Linked DNA regions of Mus musculus: regions 1 and 2 are each linked to region 3. The links are chromatin loops, found by intact Hi-C in ENCODE. Cell type or tissue: heart. All regions are shown on one strand. Links, peaks and the distances in the headings refer to the core of each region. The heading gives the core; the rest is flanking DNA.

Evidence for each region. Peaks named below come from ENCODE experiments on the same cell type or tissue, not always from the same donor. Only the 100,000 strongest peaks of a DNase experiment are listed, where the experiment ranks them.
Region 1: a loop joins it to region 3, with 4 times the contacts of the local background. A loop is called at or near these places in 7 of 42 quality-filtered maps.
Region 2: a loop joins it to region 3, with 14 times the contacts of the local background. A loop is called at or near these places in 11 of 42 quality-filtered maps.

The regions. Positions count from the first base shown.
Region 1 is chr6:16,791,069-16,801,930 of GRCm38, reverse strand. No RefSeq gene overlaps it. Among named protein-coding and RNA genes, the nearest start is that of Gm36669, 19 kb to the right of the region's middle. In heart, for the core only: a CTCF peak has its summit at 4,033; no DNase peak of the experiment used is centred there.
Region 2 is chr6:16,214,623-16,225,484 of GRCm38, reverse strand. No RefSeq gene overlaps it. Among named protein-coding and RNA genes, the nearest start is that of Gm36406, 250 kb to the left of the region's middle. In heart, for the core only: a CTCF peak has its summit at 4,057 (motif pointing right); no DNase peak of the experiment used is centred there.
Region 3 is chr6:14,893,118-14,903,979 of GRCm38, reverse strand. It overlaps Foxp2 (forkhead box P2), which reads right to left and starts at 2,631. Exons shown (of 19, transcript NM_053242.4): 1 at 2,219-2,631. In heart, for the core only: a CTCF peak has its summit at 6,856; DNase peaks (open chromatin) are centred at 3,879 and 5,499; H3K4me3 peaks cover 2,429 bases; H3K27ac peaks cover 2,441 bases.

The sequences.
Region 1 (10,862 bases), core at 2,057-7,056, 1.9 Mb before region 3:
CGTGAGTCCTGAACAACTGGAACAGGAGTTATCTCAAAAGTTGTTGCCTGGATGTGGAGTATGTTCTACTACCTGAGCTGCCTTATCTGGCCTCAGTAGGAGAGGAAGCACACCTACTGAGGGTTGGGGGGTGGGGGGCGATACCTAGGAAGCCGTATCAGAGGAGAAGGGGAGTGGAGGTTGAAGGATTGTGGGAGGGGGTAACCAGGAGTGGGACAGAGAGCAGGATGTAAAGTGAATACGTTAACAAAATTAAAAACTGAAAAAAAAAAAAAAAGAACAGGCCATATGCTCAGCAGTAGATGGCCAACATAACTTGAACCCAATGTGTTGGATTTGTTGTTGTAGATTTATTTTGTCTCATATTGCTTTGTTTAGTCATTTATCTTACTGGCCTTTTGTTTGTATATTATCATTTGTGATTTTTGTGCTTTTTATGTTATGTGTGTTCAAGCATGTGTGTTATGTGTTTGTCATGCTGTTTTTATTTATTTATTTATTTATTTATTCATTCATTCGTTTTTTGTGTCTTTTTATTTTTATTTTTTACTTATTTTTATTTTCCCGTTTATTTTCTAAACTCGGAAAGAAAGGAGGCATAAGGGATGTGGAGGGGAAATCATGATCAAAATATATTGTATGAAAAGTGTTCTCAATAAAAATTAACAGACAAAATAAAACATGACTTTTGCCACATAAAGATTAAAGTTGGAGGCTCTTCTCTTTAGTGTCTCTTTCAAAGAATAGATGTAAAGTCTCCGAATACTTAGATGTTGTCTGTAGCGTGGGAAGGGGAATTGTGCTGGTTAGCTTTTGCCAACTTGGCACAGCTAGAGTTAGCTAAGTAGAAAGCTTCAACTGAAGAATCATCCTGATTGCTAATTGGCAGATGACACAGCCTGGAGGCCACGCCTTCCCTGGAAGGAGGCCACGCCTTCCTTGGACAGGTGCTTCTAGTATGGATGGGGAATGTGGAGAAGCAAGCCAATGAGCAGTGGTCTGGGTTTCAGTGCCTGCATCCAGGTTTCTCCCTTGAGTACTTACTCCTCTCACCTCAGTGACAGACCGTGATGAGAACGTGTACATGAATTAGTAAGTTTTCTCTCGAATGTTCTTCTCTGCCATGGTGTTCATCAAAGCAATAGCAAGGCAAGCCAGGACATGAAATTGAGTCTGTACTGTACATGTGCTCTGGTAAGGAGGGTAAAAACCCACTTCTATTTCCCGTTGCCATGTATCAGATGCAGAAATAGTGACAGACTTATGATCTTCTGAAATATCTCATGAGATAGACCTAATGCTAAATTATAGTGAAAAAAAAAACTTACCTTGGTTAAGATTTTTTTTTAGAATAATTGTATCTTAAGAAACTCTTTTTTCCCCAGATACATTCTTCTTTATTAGATGTTTTCTTCATTTACATTTCAAATGCTAGCCTCTTTCTTAGTTTTCTCCCCAAAAATCCCCTATACCCTCGCCCTCCCACGGTTCCCCAAGATATATTCTTGTTTAAAAAGCAGAGATAGTACTGATTGCTTAGTAGGTGCTTTAGTGATTTCTTCTGCATGAATGGACTATATGACTTTCTATGTTCGAAATTCTTAGAGAATGAAACAATTTGAACTACTGCGAGTCAGAACTTCCATTTCCCTGCCTAGAGGCAAACACAACTGGGGAAGAAAAACAAAACACCTTCCAATTATGTAATGATGTTGAGTATTGGTGGTCCACAGATTCTCTGGAAGAGAGAAAATATGGCCATGTCAGCTGAATATTCTGTCTAGTCTCTGTCATGATTCTGTTCAGTTAAGTGAGCATAGTAAGGTTCGAGTACCAAAACAATGGGGGCAAATTCCCAGTTAGAGACTTAGAGCTGCACTATTAGTTCTCCAGGCAGGAGCTCTCACATCTGCTGTCTTCATTTTAAGGCACAATAGTAGTTTGTGTTTTCCCAAATATTTTATTTTTTCATCAGTATTCAGATAGGGGAAAATGTTTATAACAACAAGCTAATTACTTAGAACTTATGACCCAGGTGGAAACAATTACTCACCCTCTTGTTTTTAGTAAAATTGCAGTGTGTGTGTGTGTGTGTGTGTGTGTGTGTGTGTGTGTGTGTTTGCTTGCGTATAATATACACGTGTGTATGTGTGCAGATCAGACATCAATTTTGGATTTCTTTTTCAATCTCTCCCTATACTTCACTGCACCTATGGTTACCGATTTCACCGGGATGGGTGGCCAGAGAACTTCTGGGATCCTCCAGTCTCCTTTCACTAGGGCTGCATTACAGATGTGCACCACTAATCTCCGCTCATTTTTATGTGGGATCTGAACCTAGATCTTTCTGCTCAAGCAATGAGACTCCAACAACTGAGTCAAAGCCACGGGACTTTTGTTAGATTTTGCATGTTTGTGAGTGTATTCTCAATCTTTTGCTCCTTTGCTGATTCTTGGTTGTTAAAACAGCAATGAGACTAAGAAATCCATGGAGCGGTGTGGAATGACAAATTTTAAACTGACTTGTTACCAGCCATAAGAGTAAAGCACAAAGATGAAATCTTCAAAGTACAAAGAAAATATAGAGATAATGTACATTCTTATTGATATATATTCACACTGTTGCTGTGCTGTGCTGTGCTGATGGAAAGTTATATATGTGTTCAGATTCTCTTGTGAGTTTTCTTCTTAGTTTTCTCACTGTCATTTGCTTGGGAAGGTACAAATGTCATAGGTATAGGTGATAAGGATGAGAGTCAGGCATTTGCTGAGCCCTCCCCCATCTTTTTTCCTGTATGTGGGTTGAGGACCTCAAGTCTCGAGCATCCCAGTATTGCAACTGGATAGCTAGTGTATCAGTCTCTGGAGAAACAGAATTGACTCCTCTTTCTAGCAAACACTGGAGTGTACAACAGACCAGAACATTTGTAAAGCTTCCCCAAGGTATACTGTGCTGATTGCATCCTCCATCATCATGGTAAAGAAGCCAGAGTTGGTATGGTAAGCAACTACAGCCATTTTCTCTCAGAGCAGCGACCAAATCCAGCGCTGCCTTAACACTGAAACTCTGGCTCCCTGGCTCCTTTCTCCTGTTCTCCTAGTCTGCAAAGCTTTCTTAACCCACATGGTTTTGGATTTCGTTGTCCTGCTAAGCTAATACTCATTTAAGTTAGGAGTTAGAATACTCCTCGGTAAACACTGCAGAATTCTCTGCAGTTTAGTGCTGTATTTCTAGCCTGACGACATATCATAATTTACTATTTATCATCAATGTTGTTTAAAGGAATCTTAAAAGATGTCTACAATTAAAGTATATGTATGGGAAGATGAACTAAAAGCAGCCACATGACAAACAAAGGGAACCAATCTCGGAAATGCATTAGTCAAATGGACTACTCTGCAATCCAGAGACAAGCCTTTTTTTAACCTGTACTCAGATACCTTTGTAGTCTAGCACCCAGGACGTTTTGAGATTTTATTTTTTCCTAAAAGTGACTCTGGCTGGATGGCTAGTGTATTCTATTATTGAATTTATTATTATGAAAATCTGAAAAACCCCCTAATCCCTCCTCAGCATCAGTGAAATACTTTGATGTTGTTCTATGTAAAATGATTACCTACAATTCAAACCTAACACACACACACACACACACACACACACACACACACACACACACACACACAGAGAGAGAGAGAGAGAGAGAGAGAGAGAGAGAGAGAGAGAGAATCCCTCTGGTTTCTGAACAATTCTTCCAGTGTTTGGCCACCCCTTTGTAAGATGTCTTAGACACCTAGTATTTGTTTTTCACAATTGGATGTCTAAGAAGTAAGTTGGGCATCTCTAAAGGACTTTTCCAGCCTTACTCAGAAAAGCATCAATGGCTTGAACACATCGCATGTGCTAATCATTAAGGAGGCATTTGGCTGGCTGCCTTTTGGACACTACCTTAAATACCATGTGCAAGTTCTGTTTCTCAGACGAAGCATAAACAATAAAACGGGCGGCCAAGACACTTGCATGGTTTCCCACTAGAGGTCTCTCTCGTAACAGCTTTCCTTTTGTTGGACTCATTAATTATTTTACTCAAAGGAACAATTCCACCTTTTAGACTAGAATGCTGCACTTAACATGTTATGCTAGAGAAAGGGAGACCGCCGCCTTCGCCTCGCCTCCTCCTTGACGAGTACATATTAAGGTGACTGAATGAATCATTTTGGGTGTTTTATTACACAATGACTACACTTAAGGAATGAAGTTTGAACTTTCACCTGTGTTTCCAAAAGTTTCATAATCTGACCGGTTATAACAGTTTGCCAAAATAAGTGTTCCTCCTGAACTAGCACTAAATGCCAGGGCTTTGCAATCTTCTAATAATACCCAAGATATGGTGTCACCTTAGATCACGTAATTGCAAGGCTGAACTACTTAATGTTCTTTTCTTTTACTTTTAGGGGTGAGAAAGAGAGCATTCTCCCATTTGTATGAGAATATTCAGATTTCTTCTTTTCTGTTTCTGATCTATTCCTTGCACAGACAATAAACGATTAACTTCAAGATACTCCATATACTATGATGGAACTCTTTTGGTTTTTGTATATGCCATTTGATGGAAGTACTAATTAGAAACTTCACTTTTAATCAGAAAAAAAAATCCTGTAACATTAACTCATTCTCAGAGACCAATCTGTTCCCATTAATTTACAACAGAAGGAATTTAAAAAGAAAGCAAGCACTGAAAAATGGCACGGAGCGTGTTAGTACAGAATGACACACTCTGACATCTGTCACAAAGCTACTTAAGTATTCAGATAACCCAGACTGCTCAGATTTCCGAGGCCAGAGGTAGAAAGATGGAACCGTGTATTCAAGAGGAGAAAACCAGCCGGAAGATGTGAAATACAAGAGAGCAAAGGAGTGTCTCGCAAATAGCTTTAGTGTTCGACTGGAGGTAGAGTCTGCCTGCGCTGAGCAGAGAGTGATGCTGTGTGATGAAAAAGGCGGAGAGTCAGCAGAGAGGACATTTGACAAGCTGCAAAATGTACCACAACCTGGCTAGGAGAGCACGAACCTGTCAGACAACCATTTTGAAAACCGGAAATGGTGTTATAGTGGGAGCAGAAAATACAATGCATTATTTACATTCCTTAAGTTCTATTTGGCTAACCCAAGAGTTCACACAATATCTCTTCTAAGGGCGGTAAATTATTAGGCAATTAAGTACACATTTCTATCAATACCTCTTTAGCCTACCACTTAGTCATCGTACTAAATCTGCAAAGACAATCACTTCAACTCTTTGGAGGTTGGTTGCTGACTAAAAATCCTTCTGATATCAGAGCGGGATTGGTTGGATATTTATGAATCCACGAGATTAAAAGGTACTCATATTTTGTTTCCCAAAATTTTGTTTTCTCCTCTGTTCTTGGTAGACTCCCAGTGGTATCCCAGGCTGACTGAGGTGATTGGTGTTTATGGCATTTCAGTGGATAGAGGAGTCCTGGGATAATCACACTCATGGAAGTTTAGTTCAGGAAAATGTTGGTTTGTTATTTTCATTTTAAAGTCAGGAGTCAATACAGTAAAATGAATATTGTCTGCATTCTGCGTGTTGGGAGAAAAGACCCAGCTACTTAATTATGAACCAAACAAGCATGCAAAAGACATTAGTTTGGTAGAATCATAGCACACAGACGCTACAGAAATACACAGTACAGAAGGCTGAAGGGCATGCTAGGAGCATTTTATGAATGAACATTTTATTTATTTATTTATTCATACAGAAAATTAGCTCCTTTTAGTGAAATGTAAAACATATGAAATCTTCTGGAATGACAGGCTTTCGGGAAAGGTATTATATTCAGGAGGGTTTTTAATCTCTCTGTGAACATACTGCCCTTAAAAGAGGACATTTATTTCATGATTTCTTGAAAAACTTATGAGATGGTATGCACTGTAGTTATTTTTGTTTAGTGAAGAGTATTCTAGTTGAGAAAAGGAGAGGTTAACCTGATGGATCATCCTATGTGAACTGACCAAAAAAAAAAAAAAAAAAAAATCCATCAAATTGTAGCAAGCTCCTCCCTTCCCTGCCAAGGCAGTTGTTGCCGAGGTTAGCGTACAGCCAAACCTGTACATTTCAAAGCTGAACTTTAATTGAAGGACAGAAAAATGATACTGTCATTAAAACAAGCAAGCTGAAAGCTTCCAAAGGAGACGAAGGGTAATAGAGCTAAGCTGGCCTTTTTCTTTGAATGTAAGCAGTGCAGTGGCTTCCTGCAATCTCTTTCTGCTTATATCCACACGCAGGGTAGCTCATGCTAACAGTCTCATGTGTTTATGTAGTTGATTCTATTTAGACCAAATCTGGCATTCTCATGTCATACACAGCTCTTAGGAAAAAAAAGAAGTGCAGCACTATTTGACCTTTAAAAGGATGCATTCCACCTTCTGTCTCAGTAATCGTTTGGATACAATTTGTATTTATTAGTGACCAAGGAATGTTAAAGGAATCCAGTTGTTTAGAGGTAGAGGAATTCAGACTTCTTGGTAGTCTTGATCTTCAGTCTTTTTCTTTTTAGTGTGTTTCAGAGTAAGGTTGGACAATTTGGAAAGTAAATAAGGTTTTTCTCATTTCCTCATGCCTGATTATTTCCTCCTCTATCATTTAATCCTTCTTTTAATTCTCCTTTCCTTCATTATCCTGTGACATTTTAGAGAGTTATTTGCTTAACTTTTTTGTGCACATCTTCCATTTTAAATACTCAATGAGTTTTCTGAGGTCAGCGGAACCTCTTACAAGACAATGTAAATACGTTTTAGTGATTTTTAAAGTACGTGGCTTTAAATTCATATCTTTAACTTTTTCGGTTCATTGTAGAAAATAGAACTCTTCAGGGATTCCTTTTCTCCCAGTATTAAATTATAGATCATAGAAATCGCTGATCAGAGATGAAAATGTCAAGAATATGGATAACTGATGTGTTTCCTTCCAGTGGAAAGCGCTACTTGACTGCCCAGGGACAGGCTGCATCTCATCCTGGGTGGCCATTCAGGTACCTGTGCTGACTCAGAAATGGCTTCTTGTTTTCCTTTTGGAAAATTTCAATGTTTTTCTCCGAACATCAAGCTTCTAACAAGTGTTTCTCTTGATGGAGTAATTTACAGCTGGTTGGGAGAGGGAAAAGGTGCTTGTTATCTTGCCTGGGCTGTGAATGCTCACTGCTTAGATCAGAGTGAAGTTGGTGAAAAGAGAGCAACAGGCGCCCGCCCGGGTACTGACTCTGACTTGAGTGAACTTAAAAGAAAAATGTGGCTCTTTGTTCTTTAAAGGAATTTTTTCTTAATGGACAAAGATTACTCTTCTGAAGCAAATGTTTGAACCATCTTGTTGACAGTTTGGAGGGAACCAAAATGCCACAGAAAACATACAGAAAGGTGTCATTGCTTGATTCTGCTTTCAAAAAGAGCTAATTCATTTTCTTGGGGCTTTGACATATTTATGTGATTTTTTTTTCCTTTAAAGTATATATGAACAGCCATAAAAACTTTGTCAGGAGTCACCTGATATATCATTTATATAACTAAATTCTGGTATAGATAAATATGAATACTAAATCGGTACAAATGCCTTGAGTAGTGTGTGCTGTAAATCATGCATCCGCTGTCATCGTGAGCTGAAACATGTCTACAGACGGAGGAGCAAGTTTGCTGTACCTAATCAGAACAATGTGTAATCTGTTAGTGTGCACGAGGTCCTGCCAAGCCCAAATTATTTACAAGCCACATTTCGTGTCCTGGAAAGTTTCATAAATGAAGAGTATTATGTCTACCAAAAATAAATATACTGGTTTTACACACTAACGTCAAATCAAAGCAGAAGAAAAACATGTACAATGTATTTGATAAATACTATCAAGCATAGGAAATTTTGACAGTTGTGTTTTTATTATAATCATTTTCATTAAAATTGCTTGTTGTATTATTGTTTCTGCTGACCTTGTTCTGTTAGTTTCTTGGAGATCTGGAGTCAGAAAAGCCCCTTTGTTTCATCTTCTGTTTTCCAAAACTCAGATCAAATATGCACAAGCATGAAAGATGAACAACTTGCTCACAGAACTGCACATGGATGAATGCCCGTGATGGTGTCTGTTTCATGTATGTGTGACAAACCAAGCATGCCAAAGTAAATAGACATGTGTGAAATGCCATTGTGCTGCCAACAGGTCATAGATGCATTCTTGTAGGACAAGATACACAACAGCCATGCCTAGAACGAGCCTGGAAAGCACGCTTTTTCCAGGAAATTATCTGAGCGACTGCTGTATCTGAAACGTGTTTATGCTATTGACAAAACTGAGAAATTATAAAGTTCAAGATATTAAATGGTACTTAATATAAAATTTGTGATTTTTAATTTTATTATTTTTGTTTGTGTGTTGACTATAGTATTCAGATCAATATTTCAATAAAGATAATGGGTATATCCAAAAAGTTTTTCTAAATTTTTCCACTGAAAAGGGCAAGCTTTAACTTTTCATAATTGGTAGTGACAATCCTTATGTGACAGGGACACATTTTATGTTTTATGTAATTTTGCTCTATCATGTGTCACCTTACGTTTCTCATTGAACCTGGAGATCAACATTGCATCGAGAACAGTGGTTCTCAACCTTCCTAAAGCAGCAAGCCTTTAATACAATTCCTCATATTTGCGTGACCCCCAACTAGAAAATTATTTCATGGCTGCTTCATATCTGTAATTTTCTACTATTATGAATTGTGATGTAAATATCTGATATGCAGGATATCTGATCTTCCACCCCTGTGAAAGAGACATTTGAACTTTCCAAAGCACTTGCAGCCCACAGGTTGAGAACAGCTGATCTAGAGAACTGGCCTGGAATTCTCTTGGGGATCTCCCTGTTTTGACTCACCACCACAGTGCTGCAGTTACAACTGTGACTGGTAGTTACATGGCCCTGGGGATCTGAACTCATATCTTCATGCTTGTGTGGAAGGTGCTCATCTTCTAAGCCATTTTCTCAGCCCTCAAGTATTTTAATTATAATCCCACTTAAATGCAAAATATTTACATTCAAACAAAATTTTAAACTATTTCATGCATGTGAAGCCAGTCACAAGCCAAATAGGATATAAACTGCTGAAAGTAGGACCACTATATTTTGTGCTATTTTTATTGGCCATTCAGGATGGAACTGTAAATCTGTGGTGGTACACTGTGGATAGTACTTCCTTATTAAAAGGGCTCATATATAATAGGAAAAGGTATACACTCTCAAGTGAAAATCTAGAAAATTTACAAAAAAAAATCATTGACCTTGGCACAAAGAGCGACATCAGGCATCATTCCAGGGACTTTGACGTATGATGCTCATTTCATTAATGTGAAAATCGGCTCTCAGAAAGATGAATGGCCTTTCCAAAGCCAAATACCACTTTAACAAAAACAGAACAAGAATTACAGATTTAGATGATTTGAACTTGTGCTCTATTCTCTAACCACCATGGCCTCATATGTGTGGAGGTATATATTTGTATTGTCCAGTAAGCCCTCAATTTAAATATACATATATTTAAAATAGGCATTAAACTGCTTAACTGCACTTTAAACTTAACCTTTAACTTAGTTAATTTTTAACTAAACTGCACTTTAAAAAGTTTTATTGATGTGTGTGTGTGTCTGTATGAATATATGCAAAGGTGTTAGCGATGCTCACACAGGCTAGAAGAAGAGTAATGGATCCCCAGAGTAAGAATTACAGGTGATTGGGAACTACTCAGTGTGGATGCTAGGAAGTGAACTTGGGTCTTCTGAAGGATTGCATCATCTGTGTAGCTTGTAAAAAGACAAAGAACAAGAAATAATTAACTCCTTGCATGAAGCGGTCCCAACCAAGGGATGCAAGGGAGACAACTCTAATACAAGTTCCAAAGAGGGCTTGCAAAATTTCTGTCAGGAATGACAGCATGATTTCAGACACAGCCTCACAATTGCAGAATTCACTCATAGGAGAAAAAACAACCAAACAACAAACAAACAAAACCAAAAACCAGAAAACAAAGTGGAGAAATCAAAACCAGAACAAAACAACAGGGTGCTAGACAGATCACTCAACAATTAAGAAAACTTCTAAGGAACCTGCTTGTTTGATACCCAGCACCTACATGGCAGCTAAAAACCAACTGTAACTCCAGTTTCATGACAGCCAATACCCTCTTCCAGCCTCTGCAGGCACCACACACATATAGTGTACAAATTCACATGCAGGTACTAAAAAAAAATGTAAAAACAATGAAAATCATGTCTGCCTAAATTTCTATGTCAGAGGCTATGTTGCACTGAAATGAGACTTCCTTGATTCCTTTAGACTCATTCTATTCCTTGAAAGTTGACAACCCAGAGTTAACAATGTAGCTACACATGGGTAGTTGCATCAGTCTGTATTTAGAAATACTCATGAAAACCTCTGAGGGTCAAGGAGATGACTGAGCTGGTAGAGGCTTTTACTAAGGAACCTGACATTAGATCCTTGGGACCTTTCAAGGTGGAAAGACTGAAGCAAATCCCATTAGCTGTCCTCTGCCCACATGCATGCACATAAAATGAATTTTATAATGCAATAAAACTGTTTAAAATCACTCAAAATTTCAAAGGAGACTTGGAGAGTGTCTCAAAATGTTTTTCATGAAATTAAAAAAAAAATGCTAAGAATCTGAGGATTACCGAAACTTTAGAACACAAAACATGCCCATTCCTTAGAAGTGGTTGTATTTCTTCAGTGTGTCTCTAGAGAGCGCAGAGTTTCTCTTCCACAAAGTACGTGCAGGTTAGGTCTTGGTT
Region 2 (10,862 bases), core at 1,876-6,875, 1.3 Mb before region 3:
ATCCCCATTTGCTGTTCATTTATCATAGCAAAACTAGAACTCATACATAGAAGTTAAACCTCTATAAGTTCTTAGATTGTGAATGTCTAACAGCAAGCAGCAGAGCTTTTCTTATGGAAGTTTGGGACGTGATTAAAAAGTGAGGAAGTAGTATTGGTATTTTCTTAGCTGTTAGGGAGAGAAATTCTGCAGCTTTCACATGCGATGTCAGAAAGATATTTCTGTGACCTGGGAGCCCAGCAGGGTTCCCCGGCAGGTTGTCAAGGGCAGGGATGGTTGGTTCTTCCCTGTGGTATGCATTCAGTTCTCCAGTGCCTTCACAATTATTTGCTTCAGCCAACATGATCTGAAATGCATACAGAAAAGCATACTCCTATTCAATTTTTCAATGAAAATCTCAATCCTAATTAACGACAAATCAGTAAAGCTGAGTAGCCCGAGGTAGGTTAAAATGAGAACTTTGTACATGAAAGGCTACCTATGCCCCAAAATCTAAGAATTTTTCTAGTTGCAAACCTCCGGATCACTCCATGCAACTTCCTTGACTTCAATTATCCTCCTAAGGAAAGTGAGAGCAGGTTAACCAAGCCGAGTAGGAGTCCGTATCAGCAGAGAAGAAGTCAATTTTTTTTTCATATAGCAAAAGTCATAGATCTCAATGGGAGTAGATTTCTGGCCCTGTCATCTGACAGTGAGGAATGGAACAAAGTTGGAATTTATGCCCTCCTGATTAGCTGAATTACACCCCTGGGGCCTTAGCCCTAGAAGGAGTGGAGTTCTGTTAGCACTTTCTTTGCTCCACTCTTAAGGGCATTACTTTACCACACTATTATTATGCTTACATTATCCTCCCTTGTGAGACTGCAAGTTCTATAAGGACAGCACAGTGCCCTATGCCCTTTGTGGGCAAATTGACAGTATTACCAATTACCTTGAAAACTGTAAATGCTTAAAAACCCACACATATTTAGGAAAAGAAAAGGGGGGCGGGTATTAAATAGGAGACAGAGGAGAGTTTTCAAACACATAACTGCAGTTGACTGCACTTCTACTTCCACACAAATATATATATATATATATGTATATATATATATATATACATATATATATATATATATATATATATATATATATACATATATATATATATGTGTGTGTGTGTGTGTGTGTGTGTATTTGTGTGTATAATAAATAATAATATAATAAATTAATAATATATACACATTTTAATTACCAAACACTGAATACACATTCAAATACCAAACAATCCAAGGATACAGTTGCTTTTTTCCCCATCAGTAAAAGTCATCAATGCTGTGCTGTGCTGTGCAGACTCTTGTTCAGATACTTCACACACTCCTAAAGAAGGCAAATTTCACAAACATCCAGAATCATGTGCTATCATCAATCCAAACTTTTGACTGAGCCACACAATATTGGTGAATGTCGTTGAAATTTTAGGAAAAAGTTTCCATTTCTCTAAATAGCGAGTTATTTGAAACATGATTAACACGAAAAAAGGTATTCACCTGTCCTTTGAAAAGCAGCCTTTTGAGATAAGCTTAACTATATAGGAGTATTTCATTGTTTATGATGGTCTCCTATACACGTCCTGTCTATACTGAATATGATCCCAAACAGATTTCAGATAAATATTTTGAAAGTCTGTGATACCATGTGATATCTTTTGAAACAAAAGTATGATATATTTTGTCTGTTTTTCCCCCTTCACCATATGGTGTTCTTACCAGTTGTTGTTTAATCAATAATTAGATTCTAAATTTCTTCTTTTACCATATTACCTTCATGGACAACTTATCTTGAAAGTGTATTGGAATGTTATATTTAGTCTCTTTAGCTAATAATAATGTCCACATATCAATCATACCCTGAATAAAAAGGTAAATAGTAAATTAGAGTGTATTTAGTCTGGTGTCAGCATATTTCTAAGTCGCTGCATTCTCCTCCTCCTCCTCCTCCTCCTCCTCCTCCTCCTCCTCCTCCTCCTTCTTCTTCTTCTTCCTCTTCTTCTTCTTCTATTCAGTCTGTAGAATAAGCTGGCTTGCCACTCCACATGTAACCTCACCTGTCCTTGAACTACTAGTAGTCAGCCTCTTAACTGCTTAGATTATCTGAGTAAGCCCTTATACCTGGCTGTTTGGTGCATTTTCTAAAGCAAAAGTCAAAAATCTATTGCAGCATGCCTGGTGAAATGTGAGGGATCATATTGTTCACTCAAAGGATTCAAAATCACTCATCAGAGAAGCCTCTTAGCATGTCTATGAGGGAGTTCTAGAATTAATTCATTTTGATAGAAAAACAACTTCTACATGTGGATGACATCATTCTCTGGTCAGGGCTCAAGGACTGAGTAAGAAGGAAATAGAGACACAAATACCAGCATTCCTGTCTCTGCTTCCAATGTGACACCAGCCTCACCATCCTCCATCAATATATTCTTGTCATGGTGCACTACACAACCCTGAACTGTAAGACAAAATAAAACCTTTCTTATCTAAATTGCTTCTCACCAAGTATTTGGACACAGCGATGAGAATACACTATACTTGTAATTTCATAATTTAGGACACTAAGGCAGGAGGATCACTTTGAGTTAGGGGAAAACTTGGAATACACAATGAAGCCATGTTATCAAAATAAAATGAAAAAAAAAACTGAACCTTATTATACTGGCAACATATTGATTTTTAGATGTTACTTGTCTTAATTATTCTATAGCTTTGAATCTCCTGACTGGCATATTGTTTCAGCTAAGTTTTATCTTTTTATTTTCAACAAACTACTGTGAAAACCTAATCTATATTTTCCTTCTATCTCTTCTAGTCACAAAGTGATTTCTGGAGAATCTATACTATCAATAGGCACTGTCAAGATACAATGCTTCTCATTCAGTGTACTGGAAGATGATCATCTGAGATGGGGGTTCCAGCCTGCCTGAAATCTGATGTAAGATCCTTGGGGATTTGCATGTGGCTCCTCTCTCTTGTATTTTCATTTGGCCTTTGCTTGATGCATGCAACTAGCATGAGAGAAACCTCTCTCTTTTCTTTTAAGGCCATCAGTTCTATCAACTTCTAACCACATGTTATTAAATTTGCTTTACTCTATCTCCAAACACAACCTCATGAAGGGTTAGAATTCTCCTATGGTTGAATGAATTTAACATAAATTCATATGTTAAAACTGAGATCTCAAGATGATGGTGCTAAGGTGTGGACCATGTAAAGAGGTAATTAAGTCTCAAGGGAAGAGACCTCATGAATGGGGTGACCTCAGGAACAGTTGGAAGATCACAGCCTAGACCCTTCTGCATTTCTAGTATGTGTAAAAAAAAAATAGGCCAAGGAAGTCTCACAGGAAGATGGCTGAAGAGACAAAACATTTGGAATCATAGCACCTTAAAACATTTTCAAATCCAAAGTGATTTAAAAGCCAGGACTTCATACAGTCGCTGGAAAAGAAGACACTCCATAATAAAATCGCCAAGAGACAGCATTGAAGAAAACCTCTGAAAGCAGCAGGATAACAGACACCACTTAGAGGCAGGCCCAATAAGGATGCTTACAAAGCTTTCAGAAACTACATCAACCTGGCAGTAAGGAGGTGGCCATAGTGTCCACCTAGAATTTAAAAACCAGTGAACATCTTTAGAACTAAATGTGCTGACTTTTCTTTTTAGTGAGGAGCAGAGGGAGTTTGGGAGGTATTGCTTCATTCTAATAATAACTTGGATGGTGAAAAACTGAACAATTCACAACTAAGGGGCATTAGTGTAATGAAGACCAGAGCAAAATGCTCAGTGTAGGAGAGATAGTTAGACCCATACAAAGAAGTGTCACTTTTCTAAACTCCACTGATGAATAGGAATGAGCAATGGGGTGGGAAAGTCTAAACTGCAGTTATTAGTTGCAGGAGGCTAAGTGTCGAAAAGTCTGACAGTTATAGGCCAGATGTTGGGGTGCAGAGTTCTCAGGCTTGAGAGATTTACCCTAAGGAGCTTGTCAACATCAACAGTGATCAGTGGGGAAAATTCTCATCCTTCCAGCAGGGGGAGACAAAAAGTAACCATTGGGAAACAAGCTGGTGGATCTTCGTAACTGAGACTATCCTCAAGAGAAACTTCCCATTTTTTTAAATTCATTTTTTAAATGAGATCCTAAACTAATTGGGGATGATGGTGTTGGTGTGTGTGTGTGTGCGTGTGTGTGGCTGTGGCTATGGATGTGTATGCCAGTTCTAGCTAACCCAGAGGAAGGGGAAACCACAGCTCCAGCCTGCTCTAGCCATTAGTCTCTAGGAGGAGGAGAAAGATGAGTTAGAGTCACATGGGAAGTTCACAGCACAGCATCACAGGCTTACAAAAGGACTCAGATGGACTGCAAGGCAAACTGCTTTCAGAAGCTGGAGTTGGAGACTTATATGCCACTTTATTTTAGTATCCAGATCATCTATTATACCAACAAGATACAAAGAAAATTCACAGCAAATGGAAACACACACACACACACACACACACACAAGCACACACACCACAAACTTTGAAAGGGCAGAACAACCATCAGATGAGGACTCAGATAATGTGTCATCTTGAGAATTATTGAACATGAAACTTAAAGCATCTACAGTTACTACACTAGGGGTTATCATTAACCCTTTCAACAGAAAGCAATGGTGGAAGTGGCAAAGAAACAGAAAGCCTTAAAGTCAGCAGAAAACCTCAAGGTCAAAAATACCTTAGCCAAACTGAGGAGGCCTTCAATTGACTTACTCATAGATTATATGCAGGTAAGGGAAGTATCTCTGAACTCTTCTGATCACAAGAGAAGCTGTCCAAATAGAAAAGCAAAGACGATAAAGATTAACACAATAGCAACAAGGGCAGAGTCGAGCATCCCACAACTACTGCAGAGTTTGCAAAGCTGCACACATGTATCATGGGGACACACAGTACCATGATAAGAAAGAGGGAGGGGGAGGACAAATGAATGACTGATGCCTGAGAATCTGAAAATTAGCAGGAGACACCAAACAGTCGATTCAGAGCTCTCAGAGAATACCATAAAGAAGTAACAAAAAAACTAGAAAGTGAAATCAGGACACAGCAAAGTCACACCAAGGTTTAAGATAACAGAACTATAGCAAACCAAGGAAAAGGACAGGAAATCTATCAAGAGCCCACCAAGGTAAATGAACTGCAAAACCTTTCCAGTAAAGATAGGAATTGCAGATGATGCATCCTCACAAGCCAAGCACAAATCAATCAATCAATTAATAAAAATTAATTAATTAATTAATTGATAGATAGTTGACTAAGGTTTTGGATAACAGACTGAAGGAAAAAAATGCCAGCCATGTAGTACTTTGTATCCTTCATAACTATACTTTAAAAGTGTAGAGGAAATTGAGAATATTGCAGTCAAAGTAAAATTGAGGAACTACGATGCTAACATATCCATTTCGAAGGAAGGGCTAACCCTAACCCTATGTATACCAGGGTAGCATTAAATTCACAGAGATCAAGGATTAACCCTCTGAAACTCTAAGTAGGCCCCCATTTAAATGCTTTCTTAAATACGTTGTCTTGGTTAGAGTGCCTCTTCACCAAAATAGGACAGTAACAAAACAAAGACCTGGGCTATGGAGAAAGAGATTAATAAAGGAGGCTTCATGAGATACACTGTGAGGTTACAAAACTTCTGCTTCCTCCTGATGGAGACTGTGCATGAGTGACACGTCATAGAAATCAACGTCCCAATACATTTGAAATTCAAAATAGGTATTTTAAGGTAAAAAGACAAAAAAATTATCTTAAAATATATGCATAACAACACTCAATAAAGCAATGTAAATGATGCTAAGTGGAAAAACCTTCGCAGTAGCAGTCTACAAAGAAACAGATGGTCAAATAATGCTGTAGATGGCAGGTGAGGGACTGGACACTTCAAATAATGCTGTAGATGGCAGGTGAGGGACTGGACACTTCAAATAATGCTGTAGACGGCAGGTGAGGGACTGGACACTTCAAATAATGCTGTAGATGGCAGGTGAGGGACTGGACACTTCAAATAATGCTGTAGACGGCAGGTGAGGGACTGGACACTTCAAATAATGCTGTAGACGGCAGGTGAGGGACTGGACACTTCAAATAATGCTGTAGACGGCAGGTGAGGGACTGGACACTTCAAATAATGCTGTAGACGGCAGGTGAGGGACTGGACACTTCAAATAATGCTGTAGATGGCAGGTGAGGGACTGTAGATGGCAGGTGAGGGACTGGACACTTCGGAACATTTACTGCTTTTTCAGGAGACCTATTTTTTTTTTCCCAGCAGCCACGTCAGGTTCTAGAACTCTAGCTCCAGTAAATTTGGTACTGTTGTCTGGCTTCTAGGGCACACGTGCTCACATGCACACACCTACACAGATTTACACTTAATGACAACCAAAAAGAAAATAAACATTTTAAAAAATAAAATAATATTTTAAAAATAAAAATTAGTAGAAACAGTAATTTAAAAAATGTATTTGCAAAAAGTCACATAAAAGAAACACAAAACTGTCAACAGTGTTTTCTTTCCTACAAAAATTAATAATGTGAAGTCTTAATAAGAATAGCAATGTGAAGAATATGTATCTACTATATCATCGTTTGTGGGGACATATGATAAAATATACCAAAAATGTAATACCCAGATTTCCATATTCTATACATTGCTAGAAATCTAACAAAAAGAGAAAAAAATAGCTGAGCTTATAAAGTTATATCCAGAAGAATGTTGAATGTATTGTTATTGTAACAAAAAACAATCAGGGCTATCTAAAGATATTACAGTAAAAGATAGTAAATAACAGACATGTATGCAAAATAGTGACATGTCATTAAAGGCTAATAGAATGCGTCTTCCTCACATATACAGAAACCTTTACTGAATAATCTGTATTCACTGATATGTATACAAAATGTATATATTACGTATATAATATGTATTATATATGTGTGTTACACATTCACATTGTTAAGATTCCCATCAGATCTCCAATTTTCTGTGATTTTTTTTTAAATCTCTGTGAAATCTGCTAGCACCATCTTTGTCCCTCTTCGCCTTATTCTTTTGATTAGGCGATCCATCCGCTAAGAGTCACAAAGGTTCCGAGTCGGAGAGAACCTGAGTACCGTCTCCAGTCTCCTAAGAGGATTCTAAAGCATTCTATTTATTCAAACACTTACTTATTCATGCGCTTTTACTGTGTGCGTCTGTCCAGGCCACAGTATGAACATATATGCGTGGACAGCAGAGGACAAGTTCTCCTTCCAACATGTGGGACTCAGGGATGGGAGCCAGGCAGCAAGTGCTACAGGCCACTGAGTCATCGCCACTGCCCCTCATGAGAGACACTTTGATCTATATTTTGAATTAGAAGCAGTGTGGAGAAACTGGATATTTAATGTAAACATAAGTGTTATAGGGGGAATCTCATCATCCAGTCCTGTGTTGAGAAGGCCAGACTGATTCCATGACAGGCTTCAAGTTGGCAGTTAAAGAGACTAGGCCTAAATCTCTGTTTCTGAGAACTGAGCAATTCCAGGTAAGTCCAGGCCTCAGAAGCTGCCCTGCCACTTGTCCTGAGGCAAGGACAATGGGTCCGCAGCAGGTTCCAGACCTCCTCCAGCAAGTTTCTAGCCCCCTTACCCCAGTGAGGGAATGTCCGTGGAGATGGACTCAACAGATTATCATGGAGGTCATCTACCCTCCTAGTACGCTTTAAATCAAGCCTGCAAGCTCAAGTGGGTGTCTCTCTATTCTGGTAAACGGAGAACCCAGCATGCTGGACTTCTGCAGAATAAAACATTCTGAGTTTACACACTACGTGAGTCCAGGGTATCATTCTTCAGTGAAACATGGACCCTTCTACTGTCACATTGAATTCCACCTGATCCCTAACCAAGCCCAGGCTCCCACTGGGCTTTGTTCCGTGTGTTTACTAGAGTCCTGTATAGCTGCAGTCATGACATACGTAGTCCCTGGCTTTCTTCACGTACTGTCCTGTTTTAAATCTTCATTCATGCTCTTCCTTTTGTTTTATTTAATTTTCCTCCTGTACTACGTTCATTTAACAAGATAGTCAAAGATTGTTTTGGTCACTGGTCGTGTAAATCGCTTTCAGTTTAGAGCTCAATGAGAACTGTTTGCAATAGTCTACTCTAACATAGTTCCAAGTATTGTGCTCTGAGTGGTGGATGTGAGTCTCCTGCTTCTTGTTTGTCCATCTGTCTGTTGTTTTGTTTCGTTTCATTTTGTTTGTTTTGTTTCTCAGACTTGAGCATATTTGAGGAATATAGTTAAGACAAAGATTTTCACAGACCATAGTAGAAGCTGGCATTTTTCAAGGTTTTAAAATTACATTTACTTTAGTTTTGGTGTGCCATGCATATGAACATGCGTGCATGCATGTGTGTGTGTGTGTGTGTGTGTGTTTATAAGTTTGTATGTTCACCCACATGCATGTGGTCGATGCCACAAGTATGGATGTCCATGGACAACTTGTAAGAGCTGGTTCTCTCCTCCCACTGTGTGTGTTCTGGGGAAGAAAGACATGTCATTGGGCTTAGGGGCAAGTGGCAAGTGCCACTGAACCATGTCAACAAACTCAAAGCTCACTTTATTTTTTAAAAGAGACGAATCTCCCTTAATTATTTACCTGCTTTTTCTTCTGTCCTTTTATATAGTTTATAGACAGCCATAAATTTAGTGATTTCATATTTAGATGTTAGGAGTCTGAACCTTTCATGATAATGCTGCTTCAAGGATTATTTTTCAATATTCTTTTAAATATTTAAAAGAAATAAATTTCTTTTAAATATTCCACCTTGGACTTCTCCTCCTGCTACCTGGAAAAGTTGCAAGTGTGATTCTCCACTGCTTAGCTGCAGGATGCAAAGTGCCTCATGAAAAACAAAAGCAAAGAAAACCACAAACCCAGCTTCCCCTCAATACAGCTCATAAAGAAGTTACTTCAGGATTTTGCACAACTTTGGTAGTGCCCTGTGTTTCCAAGTAATTATTTTTAATAATTTTGTCTCAATTTAAAAGTGCTATATAGAGAAGAGAAATGATCAGGCGGTATTATTAGAAGGCCTTTTTCTTCTTTTCATTTATAGAATTGGCAAAGAACTATTTAGATGTGTCATGTGAGGATTATTTTAGAGTGGAAATGTTTTATTGTGCTTCTATGCGTTGAAACTTTGTTTCCTTTTCTATAAAAACATGCCATCCCTATAATCAGAGACTAACCCACTTATTGCTACCATCCTGCAACAGCTGAAAGAACACAAACACAGTTGAGGCACTGGGGTAAATTTGAAGATATTTTTTAAGTGCTTTATTGAACATCACAATTACTTTATATAACAGTTTTACAGCTTCTTTTTTTTTTTCGTTTTTCAAGAACGATTTTACATCTTATACAAAACTATAATAGTACTCCTGAACTGCCGATAAAGGAAAACTGATAGACTACTTCAGAGGGAAATCCCAGTGTCTTCATTCAAAACTCCCTTGTGAAGAGAGAGGGTTTTCCCTCCGAAGTAGTCTATCAGTTTTCCTTTTTCGGCACTTCATGAGTACTATTATAGGACACTTTTACAAACTGCAACATAACGTAGGCTTGTGTGACTTCAATCACAGCTGACACAGTTTATTTGCTTAAGTAGCTTCCTACTGAGACTTTCTTATTTAAGGGTACAATATCCATTCTACTCTGAGTTATTTCTGAGTCAAGGGAAAAACAAAACAGAAGGACCTATTAACTGTTGCTCATCAAGACTTGACATATTTTGAAAGTGTTTTGTATTTCTAACTATTCTACCAGAAGAATAAAATGTTCGAATCCAAGCCATTCGAATACGATCACGAGCTGTAGGAGGACTGGATATTTCTCAAGGATTATGAAGTTTGGGTCAAGTCGGAGTGAGAGTTTCTTGGCATTGACGAGAGACAGTCCAGCTCTGTCTGATGCTCTTACTTCCAACCTGCTATGCTGTGGAGAGTCGGGAGGGTAGAGACAAGACTGGGGGATCACATGACCCCGTGTCAGAGTTAAATGATAACAAATATTGCTTGGAAGAAGCATGAGATTCCCCATTCAGAGACAGAAAAGGCTAAATGGAGCAAACATGTCCCTGGGTGCTTTCAATGCACTCTAAATTAAAAGCAAGACTGTGTCTGAAATTTCGTCCAGATCTATAATTCAGCAACTTGGTTCACAGCTATTTTGGCCGAAGGGAAAATTTAGAAGTAAATATCTGCTCACACTCTGCTGCCCCTACCCTCCAGAAGGCTGCTCCCCTTTTCAACTTTGGCTCTCAGTTTTCTCTTCTTTATAGTTCTCAAACATCAAGATTGCGCCTGAGCTCAGTGGGTGAAGGTACTTACTTTTAACCTAACAGCCCAGGTTTGCTGATCTCTAGAGAATCCATGTAGTGGAAAGAGAGAGCATATGCCTGCAAATTGTCCCCACCTTCCATGTGCAAAGCTACTCTTGCACACACTCACAATAAATACACAAATGTAAAACAGAAAAATAATGTAAAACCCCCCAGGGGGTCGTTCTTAAGGCATTCAGTAAAGAGATGGCTGCAGAGACTTCTCATTTCTCTCTACAATCCTTTCTCCCCATCTAGATATAACAATTTCTGAACTTTATCCACAAGCCAAATCAAATTTTGCTGCTTTCAGAGAAACTGAGACAGCATTAAGGCTATTATCAGGCCCAAATCGTGGCAAGAGGTTAAGTCACAATCTCTCCCCAGTGCACTTTCCGACTATAGAATTCAATGGAAC
Region 3 (10,862 bases), core at 3,779-8,778:
GGTATGTCACACTGCGACTTTGGGATGCAGCTATCTGAAAGCCCATCTCCCCTTCAGTTTCTACCTCAAATGCAGGCACTGGTTTCTCAGTCTTCTCTCCACTGCTGCCTAAGCCAAACTCTTGGGAGCTAGGACACCATGCAAAGATGTGCCTTCCAGTCAAACTTGTTTTCCAAAGTAAATCTCTGCAAATACTTCCAGTTGGAAAATGTCCAGTTCTGCTACTTGACACCAGGGAATCACCTCCTCCCTTGGGGCTTACCTGCAACTAAGTAAGTCTACTTCCATGTTCCTCGTGGGTATGTTGGGAGTATTTTAAGGGCTTCTTGAATCTGTGACTGCAAAGATGCATACCTCATACAGTACCGGGAGTCTTTCACACACTTAATTCCTCCCCTAAGCCCCTGAGTAGAACTCACCCAGGCTACTTCATGCACCTCACATCCCAAGACCTGTCCACCTGGAAGCAAGGAGCAGTCTAGGAATGAGCCCAGAGATCAAGGAGCTGAGTGGATTTCAACATGTGGTGAGAAGAAAGGTGGGGGAGGGATTCAAATCTTGCAGCTAGCAGCTGTCCACTTAGTGGTTTAAATCTGTTGGTTAAAGAGCTGAATAAACAAATACACAGATGGGTCTAGTTCCCTTGGGGGGAATCCCGATTGTGAGGACCGCCCCCCCCCCCCAAGTCCTGGACAGTTTGGCCTCTGGACTCTACCCTGCGCAAAATGCAAATGCAAAATGATTTCACTTTCAAAGGACCGAAAGCCTTCACACATCTGTGTCTTGAATGTTTTTTCTAATAATAAAAGCATGGCCCTTTGCTTTCCAGGTCCCGGGACACTTACCTATGAGTTTTTAGGGACTAAAGTTAGGAAGGCAACTTTTTTTCCTGTCCAAGCACTAGTTGGGTGCGGGCCCTCGTTAAGATGGAGATTCAGGGCACTTCTGGCCTGAGGGTAGGGAGAGGTGCACCTACAGTGCCTGTGATCACCTGGAGAGTCTAGCCAGCACCTACAGTCACAAATGCCTCTCCAAGAGCATGTAGTGGAGGCTGGAGTTGATCTTCCCTCACTCGCAGCACTGATCCCAGCCACTTAAGACTCATGGGTTTGAAAGAAAGAAAGAAAGAAAGAAAGAAAGAAAGAAAGAAAGAAAGAAAGAAAGAGAGAGAGAGATAAGAAAAAAGGAAGGAAGAGAGGAAGGAAGGAAGGAAGAAAGGAGAGAAGGAAGGAAGAAAAAAGGAAGGAAGGAAGGAAGGAAGGAAGGAAGGAAGGAGAGAAGGAAGGAAGGAGAAAGAAAAAAAAAGGCTAGGGAGAAACCCTTTCTCACCAAGGTGTCTGTGCCCCTCCCACATGCCCTCTCCCAGGGGCTGCAAGCTGTGACACCCACACACAGAACAAGGAGCACTTCCCAAAGTGGAAGGAAAGTAAAACCAGGACGGATCCATTGGGAAGCCGCAGGCCTTGCTGGCTAGCAGACAAGTGGAAGAGAGTGATCAGGAGTGGCCCGAGAAATGCATGGTTATCTCAGGAGTCACTAGGGGCCAGGAGTTTCTTAACTAGAGAGAAAAGAAGTGTCCCCTTGATGCCTCTCTGGTTCCTGGATAAGTACTTCTGAGATGAAAGCAGAAGTGCTGAAGACCCAAGAAACGCGCACTTGCCCGCTTTAGTAAATAAAGGTCAGCAGTCTCATCAATAAAGTGTGCGCTTCTAACCACCACATGTTTCTACTGCTGTCTCTCTTCCCTAGAGGGAGTGGGAGGGAAGAGGGAAAGACAACAAACATTTTTTTATAAGAGTAAACAAACGCATCTGGTGTTTCGACACATTTCTTCCTCCAGCATCTCTGGACGATACAACAATCTGCATATTCAAAACGAAAATAAATAAATAAATGAATAAATAAATAAATAATTCATCCCGGAGCCCACAGAGAAATCTCATTTTCCTGCACACCCCTTTCCCCATCACACAGCAAAATGCAAAGAAACAACAAGTGGCGATGTTGGGTCTCGACGCAAATGCGACCCCTGCCCTATGTGGAAATCTGACACATGTCACCCTGGCCCCGCAGCGCGGAGCAGCAGGCTCTGGGGCGAAACTTTGCTGCGCGACCGGATCAGCGTGGAGCAAAGTCGCAGTCTGGCCGCGCGTGGCTGTGCTTGGGACAGGGTGGGGTGCGGAGTGCAGAGCGTCTGAGTGAGGGCGAAGAAACTTACCGCGATCGGGGACCCCGAGGGCAGCGTCCCAGGAGGTGGCACCCGCTGTGCACCCAGGCAGAAGCCCCGGAACAACACACCCACGCTCGAGTCCCGGCAGCCGCGGCCGCGAGTTCGGGGACACCAGGGGAGGGGGGACCCGAGGAAGCTGCGGCGGGAAGTCGCGGCCGCGGCATAAATGCCCTGGGCGGGCACTGACGGATGAACTGCTGGTGGCGCCGGGCTCCGGCCGGGACGAAGCTGCGGCCGGGGAGCTGCACGCGCCGGCGTGTCTCGCGCTTTCTCGGAGGCTCGCGCTGTCTCGCGCTGGCAGCTCCCCCCACAACCCGGATCTCTGTATGTATGTGTGTGTTGGTGTGTGTGTGTGTCTGTGTGTATGTGTGTGCGCGCGCGCTTGTATGTGTGTGTGTGTGTGTGCGTATGTGAGTGTATGTGTGCGTGCACCGGCGGGCGCGCGCACCCGGGCGCGCGCGCGAGTTGTTGGCGATGCAAACTATGCACACACTGAGAGCAGAGCAGCTTCTCCTATGAGGGGCGGGCAGGGGGAAGGGACCTCCTAGAACACTCTTAAGTACTGTTGGGGCACTTGTTTTGTCTTACTTTGCTAAGTTGGGGTTGTTGTTGTTGTTGATGATGATTATGATGATGATTTTTTTAAAGTGGTTTGAACTCCATCAATCTCTTCATGCCCCCCCCCCAACTTTTTCCAGAGATGGGAGAAATCGCGGGCCAGAATGTTGCTGGGCTTTGCGGTGGAGCCTCCTGGATGACGTCAGGTCCACCTGCTATGTAAACAACTTGCTAGAGAACTTGTTTGTTCTGCCCCGTTTCCCCCACCCCCACCCTTCTCCCCACCTCCAGCTCCGCCTCCTCCTGCCGCCCCAGACGGCGAGTCGGGGATGGGGGTGGGGAGGGAGGCGAGAACAAAACCGTATGCTGTATTGGCACAGCCGAGTTGTGTCTGCTGCTTCTTGGCAGTCCCCAAAGTACGTCCTCTCAGCAGACGGAGCTGCTGGCAAATGAAACAGGGGATTCCACGTGAAGTGCAGAAAACCTAGAAGGGATCCGAAGCCTTTGGTGGCAGGTAGTTAAAGCACAGAGTGTCACAGAGGGAGCCCGCGCCAACACAGCCACGCTGATTGGCCTTTCTCTCCTGTGTGTGCGCCTCTGCGGCCTGGATGGAGAGGCAGAACCTTTCTCACTCTTGGTTGTCGTGGCTCCTGTCTCACTTGGGGCCAGTACTGCTAGGGCTTCCATGTAGTCGCGCAGCCCAGGTCACCGAAGCGGGACTTGGAAAAAGAGATGGCACCACCAAGGTGTAATTTTGTTTTTAAAGTATGAGGCTTTGGGGACTGACTGGATCAATGACTAGGGAGAAAAAAATAACAGGAATGAAAGAAAAGTAGAAATTGCCAGAACCCGCTCGCAGTGCACTTCAAAGCTGTGTCCCCGGTGTTGGGGGATGCTCCGGCTCGGTTTCTGCCACCAGGTCCCTCCTCCACTGTGCGTGGTGCGACCTAGCTGGCTGGTCTGAGCAGGACCAAGAAAGAGATGACAGAGAAAGGGCCGGAGGAGATCAAGGCGGGCCCTGAAGGGTCTTGTGACTTGAATCTGGGAGGGTGTTTCTAAGATGCCCCTCTCCACCCTAGCTTGGGAAGGAAGTTCCTTCCTGCGGTTCTCCCGCCAGCCCCTCCCGGGCCACTGGCCCCCTAACCCTTAGCCGTCGGCGTTCAATACGCGCCGCCGCGGGAGCTTGCAGCCTAGCTGCTGAATCTGTCACGCAGCGATTCCACCGGCGCAGAAACTTTCCACTAAATAGCTATAGCCAAGAAGCCGGGGATGGGGGTTGGGGGGGACACGGAGTTGGGCTAGGCTGCCTTCTAGCTATTCTCCGGAGAGAAATAGCTGCGAACTTTCACACAGCTTTATTCAGTACAAGAGGGGATGGTGGGATGGGGTGGCCAAAGATCAGCATCAACACGTGCCTTTTTAGTTTTTCCCTTCCTCAAACACCAACTGGCCCTTTCTCTAAAGGGCAGAGAGAAGGACCCCTCCCTCCCTCCCCCCCCTCTCTCTCTCTCTCTCTCTCTCTCTCACACACACACACACACACACACACACACACACACACACACACACACACACACACACTTCAGAACCTGCAGTTCTCTATAGGGAGGAAGCGGCGACCCTGGCACCCACATCTGTAAACACACCGCCAGGTTTGCTAGAGAAACCAACTTTTGTCAATAAGCCACAGGGCTGGTCGCGGCAAGTCCGCCTTAGCCCGGAGCGCGAGGAATTGGGGTGAGATTTGGCTTTGAATTGGGGAGCTTTCTGTGAACCTTTAAAACTCTGGTCGTCCTGAGTGCTCTGCTCGCAAATGATATCCGCACTCTTTCAAGTGGTCTTTTGAGAAATGAAGACTCAGGAGTCTGCAGAGTCCGAATCTTTTTAAGAAAGGAAACAGCTCTCGCTAGTATTAAGAAAGGATCCAAAAGCTGCCTCCACCCCACCCCACCCCGCTTCTGAAAGGTGGGGGGTTAGGCGGCTGTGCTTCACCAGCAAACCTAAATAAAATATACTCTGAGTTAATTTGAAATGCTTTAGAAAAAGAGAAGAGTAGACAACTCACGTGGGAAACCTTGAAAACCCAAAGGCGGTGGATTTCCCTGGGCCTGGTGTATAAAGGTAACCGAATAATCTAAAGGTTTCCAGAGCCTCTTTGCCATTATTCCTCCCTCCCCGAATATACACCCACCCCAGTTAAGTCTCCTTCTCGCCAGGTGTACTGAGAAAGTAGAGAAGAATGACTACAGAGGAGTCTGGACCCTCCTAAATTAGGTTTGAATTCCTAAAGAGAAGAAAAATATTTCTTTCTCAGGGATGAGAGATGGACGTGGGGGTAGGGGGAGGTGTCTTTTACTCTTCCATCCATAAAGACACGTTTTGAGGATATTTGACGTTCCTATCCTAGGAGTCTCCAAAGCAAGCAGTTAGAGTTTCCAGAGGATACAGAAGGCCGTGCAACCCAGCATGAGCGGCCTGCTCACTCTTCCCAAGATTCTCGCAGGAATCTGACACAGCAGACCCCATGCTCCCCTGCTTTTCTGCGCCCCACAGTATTTAGCTTGCCTGCAGCAGTGCCCTAGGCCACTAGCCATTCCCGATGGAAGGACACACAGAGAGTGGAAAAAGCAGGTCTTGCTCGGAATTGCTGCCCTCCTGGGACCTTCAACCACAGCCAATGGGCTGGGCCCGGGTTCGAGAGGTGAAAGTTCAGGCCCCGGGCTCGCCCCTAGCTCCGCTGCTCAAGTCGCCTCTCTCACAGCTCCTTCACCCTCGGCCCCTCTGCAATCCCAGCCCGGCTACCAGGGGCTGCCACGGTGGCACGTAGTTTGTTGATGGGTGGTCATAAAATATATTTATTTGCAATTCCTTGAACTCGCCCACCACCCCCGCCCCGCGATGTGGCCCTGAACACTGCAGGCTTTGTTCTCCTGAGCTGGCTGCTGGAGCCGGCCGGGATTTAGCGCGCGAGCAGACTCCAAAAAAAAAAAAAAAAAAAAAGTTGCAGTATCATAATAGGAAAACCGGGTTTCCGCAGCCTAGGGAAATGCCAAAAGGGCAAACGGCAACGAATAGTTCTCTTTTTGCACCAGTCACCCATCAGCTCTCTAGATCACCACAGTCTTTCAACCAAAGGCTGGATGCCTTGGAAAGAGGGTAAGTCAAATTATGACCCTGAAGTCGCCAAGGAGCCCCTAGCCACACGTGAATCTGCGAAAGTCATTCAACATGCTTCCAAGGAAAAGTTGATCAGGGTTACTAGGTGAATAAGCGTTTTCACCACTTGGATCTTGAACCTCTATCAGGAAAATTTGTTTGATATGACGTTTATTTTATGACGAAACCGCAAATCAACAAAATCTGAAAGACTGCTCTATTAGGGTGCTAAAGAAAGATAAATTCGTTTGAAGTGGTATCTGTCAGAGAATTTTGCACGAAATAAACCACACCAAATGGGACCAAGTGAAGAAAACAGTATATGCGAATAATGTTTTAGAAGTGGTGGTTTAATATAGACCTTTATTTCTGAGTGAGTCGCTTGATCTTAAGTTGTTATAAAAATATAGTCATTCACAGGCTTGGGCTTTTATTCTCTCCAAACTTTGAGTTAAACATGAGCCACTTTTCTTCTTCTTCTTTTTTTTTCTTCTTCCCCGCTGTTTTATTGGTGTAATTGTGACAACCTAAAAGTTAAATGACTACTTAGTTCGAAATCAAGAGATGAACAATCCAGAATCACGTTTTTCTCTTTAGATATACCATCTTCAAGGTTATGCTATTAATCCAGAAGCTATTGACAACAAATAAAGTTTAAAGACAAGAGAAAATATTTTCTTTCACACAGGCAAAAAGACAAGTGTCCAAAGGGCCTGTTTTTATGTGTTATAGTTGTGGGAACTTGAACAAATAAAGATATTCTTTCTAAATGGTTTATGTTTCCACTCCCCTCCTCAGCACAGAGAGGAAGAAGAGAAAACTGTAGCTCCATCGGAGTCAGACCAAGGATAATCTGTAACAATGTCAAAATGAATAGAGTTGTGAAATTGGTGGAGTTACAACACCATCTGTCGTTAAGCACTGGGACTACAAAAAATGGGACATAAAATAAATCATAATGAACTCTCCCAAAGTAAATAATAATAATTATTATTACTATTATTACCTAGACATTCAATCTGTTTAAAAATATATAATTTAGAAGTTACCTGATCCATGTTTGACATAGCTCCATATTTCTGTCCAGATTCTTATTTCACAAAGCAAGTGTTCTATATCTTTTCCATTCCAGAGATACCATTTTAAAATTGTCTATGAGTCTGCAGGGTTCCAGGCTCCCACAGCAACCATTTGCTTCTAATAGGTTGCTGAGCAGAACTTGGGAGACATCAAGAGCTATGGATATCTCCAGTAAATCAAATGACAATATTTCATGGAGAATCAGGCTGTGTTCTTTGTTAGTATATCTTACAGTGATAGATGTACCACATTGTATCTTTGGTTTGATTTTGGCTGAGTCAGAAAAAAACAAAAACAAATACAAACAAACAAAACAGACAAAATAAAAAATGAGAGTGTTTCAAAGGGCAGTCAGTATCCACTTAAGGTTTAGAGCTGTGACTTTAAAAGATCAGTTTCTCTGGGAAAGACTCTACAGGCTAAGGATATTCTGTATAAAAGCAGGCTTCCGCCTAAATAAATTTTAAAAAAAGATAACTTTTCACATTTCAAGCAAAAGCATCTATAAAATATTGGAAACAATTTTCCCACATCACTTCAATGGCTCAGAATTTGTATGATATATAATTTCTAAAGAACTCAAAATCTGTCACTATTGGACACTGTTGCACCTTGTTTAAAAATCACTAATTTTTTATCTTCCTGAAAATAAAAACAAATGAAAGAAAATGAAATGCCTTGTTTATATTGATAAGACATTGACTAAAACTGTACCAAGTCAAATTGTCCACTGACCAAGTTAGACCAAAACAAATGTAATGATTTAAGTTAACGGAACCAGTATTTTTCTGAAATAGCCTGTCTATAAAAGAGTAAGTTAAATATCCAATCTTTGATTGTTACTTCTTGCTACATTGATTCAAATATGGAGAACTGAGTAACACAAAAGGCCTTTACCTGTTGATATTTCTAACATTATATTAGCATCAAAATGACTATGAGAGTTTTAGGTGCAAAGCAAACTGCAGGATATTCTAATCAAGTCTTCAAATTTCAAAAATTATAATGGAGAAGTCTAGATTAAGTCCCACCCTTAGTTATTAAAATGATGATTGAATTATTTCGTATTTCTAAACAGACACCACTCTGTCTCCTCTTATCCCAGAGAAAGCATTTAAACACATACTTCCTGTCTTTTTTTTTTCTTAATCTATTAAAACTGATGGGGCTCAATATTGGCACTACCTTTGGACTTCATTGCAATACCGAAAATGGAAACAGTTCTTGTGATGTCCCTTGTAATGTATGTGAGACAGGAAGCCTGACGACTTGCTGCTTTAAATGCCAATTAGTTGGAGGACTATAAGGAAATGAATTACTACTAACAGTGCCATTGTTCCTGATAGGAAACAGATAGTGAGAGACATAAAATCAACCCCAAGACTTGATATCTTCAGGGATATTTAAGAGAACCACATAAGCTTCTCTTCACTACCTTTTAGGAAATAAAGGTTAACAGGACACAGTACAAAACTTAGACCTAACCTTTTAAAGCTATAAGAACTCTCTCAAGTCCCACAACAAGGGGGCTTGTAGGTTTGTATCCGGCTGGATAGCCAGATGGCTCTAGTAACTGTGAAAGTTTCACCAAATGATACTCCAAAGTGGTCAATAGCAAAAATGTTGTGTAAAAGTGCATTGGTGGCTGCCTTCACTTCTCCTTCCTTACCTTACTTTTAATTCCCCCCACCCCCCACTTTTCCTTATTCTGTCCTTTCCTTTCCTAATCTCTGTCTGGTCTTCATCCTTGTCTTCAGAATCACAACTTTGAAATTTGACAACAGATACTTTCTACCTAATAACCAATTCTGTTTATTCAACAGGTCTTTAAAAGCACACCATTTGAATGGGTAGAATGATATCAGTTTGTCCTCTTTTCTTCTTTTCCAGCTCTATCTTATATCATCAATCCATGCATGCCATCTTTCCTGCATTTGCATATCAAAGCAGCATCAATTGGAAATTCATTATCCACAGGCTTCTCCCACAGTCTTTCCTTACCATCACACCTCAGGATTTCTTACTGGATGACAGTTGACAATGTTCTACCCATTTACCCTATGCTCCATGTCTTCTTTTCCAATCCACTCTCATTGTTTTCCAAAATGCTGATCATTTAAAATAAGCAAAAGTTCACTACAGCTGGGTGGTGGTGGCACATGCCTTTAATTCCAGCACTTGGGAGGCAGAGGCAGACAGATTGGATTTCTGAGTTCAAGGCCAGCCTGGTCTACAGAGTGAGTTCCAGGACAGCCAGGGCTACACAGAGAAACCCTGTCTCAAAAAAAAAAAAAATTCACTACAGACAATACTGTCAAATATTAAGATTTTATCTGGCTGTAGGTAATCCACACAGTAAGCATATGCTTAGTTTCTTGAATTAAAGAAAATAATTTTCCCAAATATGCCCTAGATGTTAAATATATCCCAATAGAACATTGTCATATTTCTAGCTATATATCCTTTTCAGCAAATCTGTCCTCTTTGCTATCCAAACATCTAGTTAAAATGTTAGTTAGGACTGCAGATTTACATTATTTTTCATATTAAAGAACTTAGTAGTTAGATGCAAAGTGCATTAAATCTGCATTCAAATTCTCAACTGCATCATTTAATGGCTCAACAAATATTTATATGCCACCCATGGTAGTAGTCATTTTGAGAATTAAAGATGTATAAGATTAGGTCCCTGCACAGAACTTATGTTCAAGTGAGAGAAATAAAACACATAAGTGGATTATTTCAATAAAACATGAATTTCAATAAACCATTATACAGAGGTAGCTCTAGTATACCATAAAACAAGGGATAATATTTCTTAAGGCTGCAGTAAAAGAGCACATAGCCAGGTGTGTGTGTGTGTGTGTGTGTGTGTGTGTGTGTGTGTGTGTGTGTGTGTGTATTGATAATTTACAAAAAGATCTACAAATACAGCTTTGAAAAACATGAAATTTCTCATGTAGCTGTAACTGAGTAGCATCCTCCAGACCATGAACATCATAAACTTGTGATAAAATGTGCTTATATCAAAGACCATGGTGTGTTTAACACCTAGGAAGAGATTCAGTAAATCACCCGAATTATCTCGTTACCCTTACACACAGAATATCTTTATCAAGATTGTTTACAGTTTCTCATACTCTTGCCACAGGAAATTAGTTTTAAGATAGGAACAGAAAAGAAAATGAACAGAAGCAAAAGGACCACGAACACCAAAACAAGATGAATAAATAAATGTTCTGGATGGTAGGAAGGCAGTCACTGAGTTTCCTTCTCAGTATCTTTTTTCAATCTCTCTGAGAAAGTTTTATTTCCCAATTTCTTCCATGACTCACTTTTCTCCCTAGTTCCTTTCTTCCCTCCTTCTCTCCCTCTTTTCCTCCTCCTTCCCTCTCTTTCTCCTTCCCTCCCCCACTTCTAACACCCTCCTTCCTTTGTTCTTTCTTTCCTTTCTCCTGTATTTCTCCTCCTGTCTTCCTTTTCCTTATCTTTCTCCAAAGCAGTTTTTTTCTACAAAGCAGACATGGACTGCACAAACTGGTCTAGATTTCAATTGAAAAGCCAATTTCCTTCCTTGGCTTCAAAAGTGAAAAGATACCACCTTTTTTCATCACTCTCCCCTCTATAAAGACTGCCCTAGAAAACATCTCAGTCACCATTCAGTCACCATCTTTCTAAGCACTCCTGTCATAACCATGTTCTCTCTCTCTCTCTCTCTCTCTCTCTCTCTCTCTCTCTCTCTCTCTTTCTCTCTCTTTTGTTTTGTTTTGTTATTTTTTCAATTTTTATTAACTATTTTCTTCATTTACATTTCAAATGCTATCCTGAAAGTCCCCTA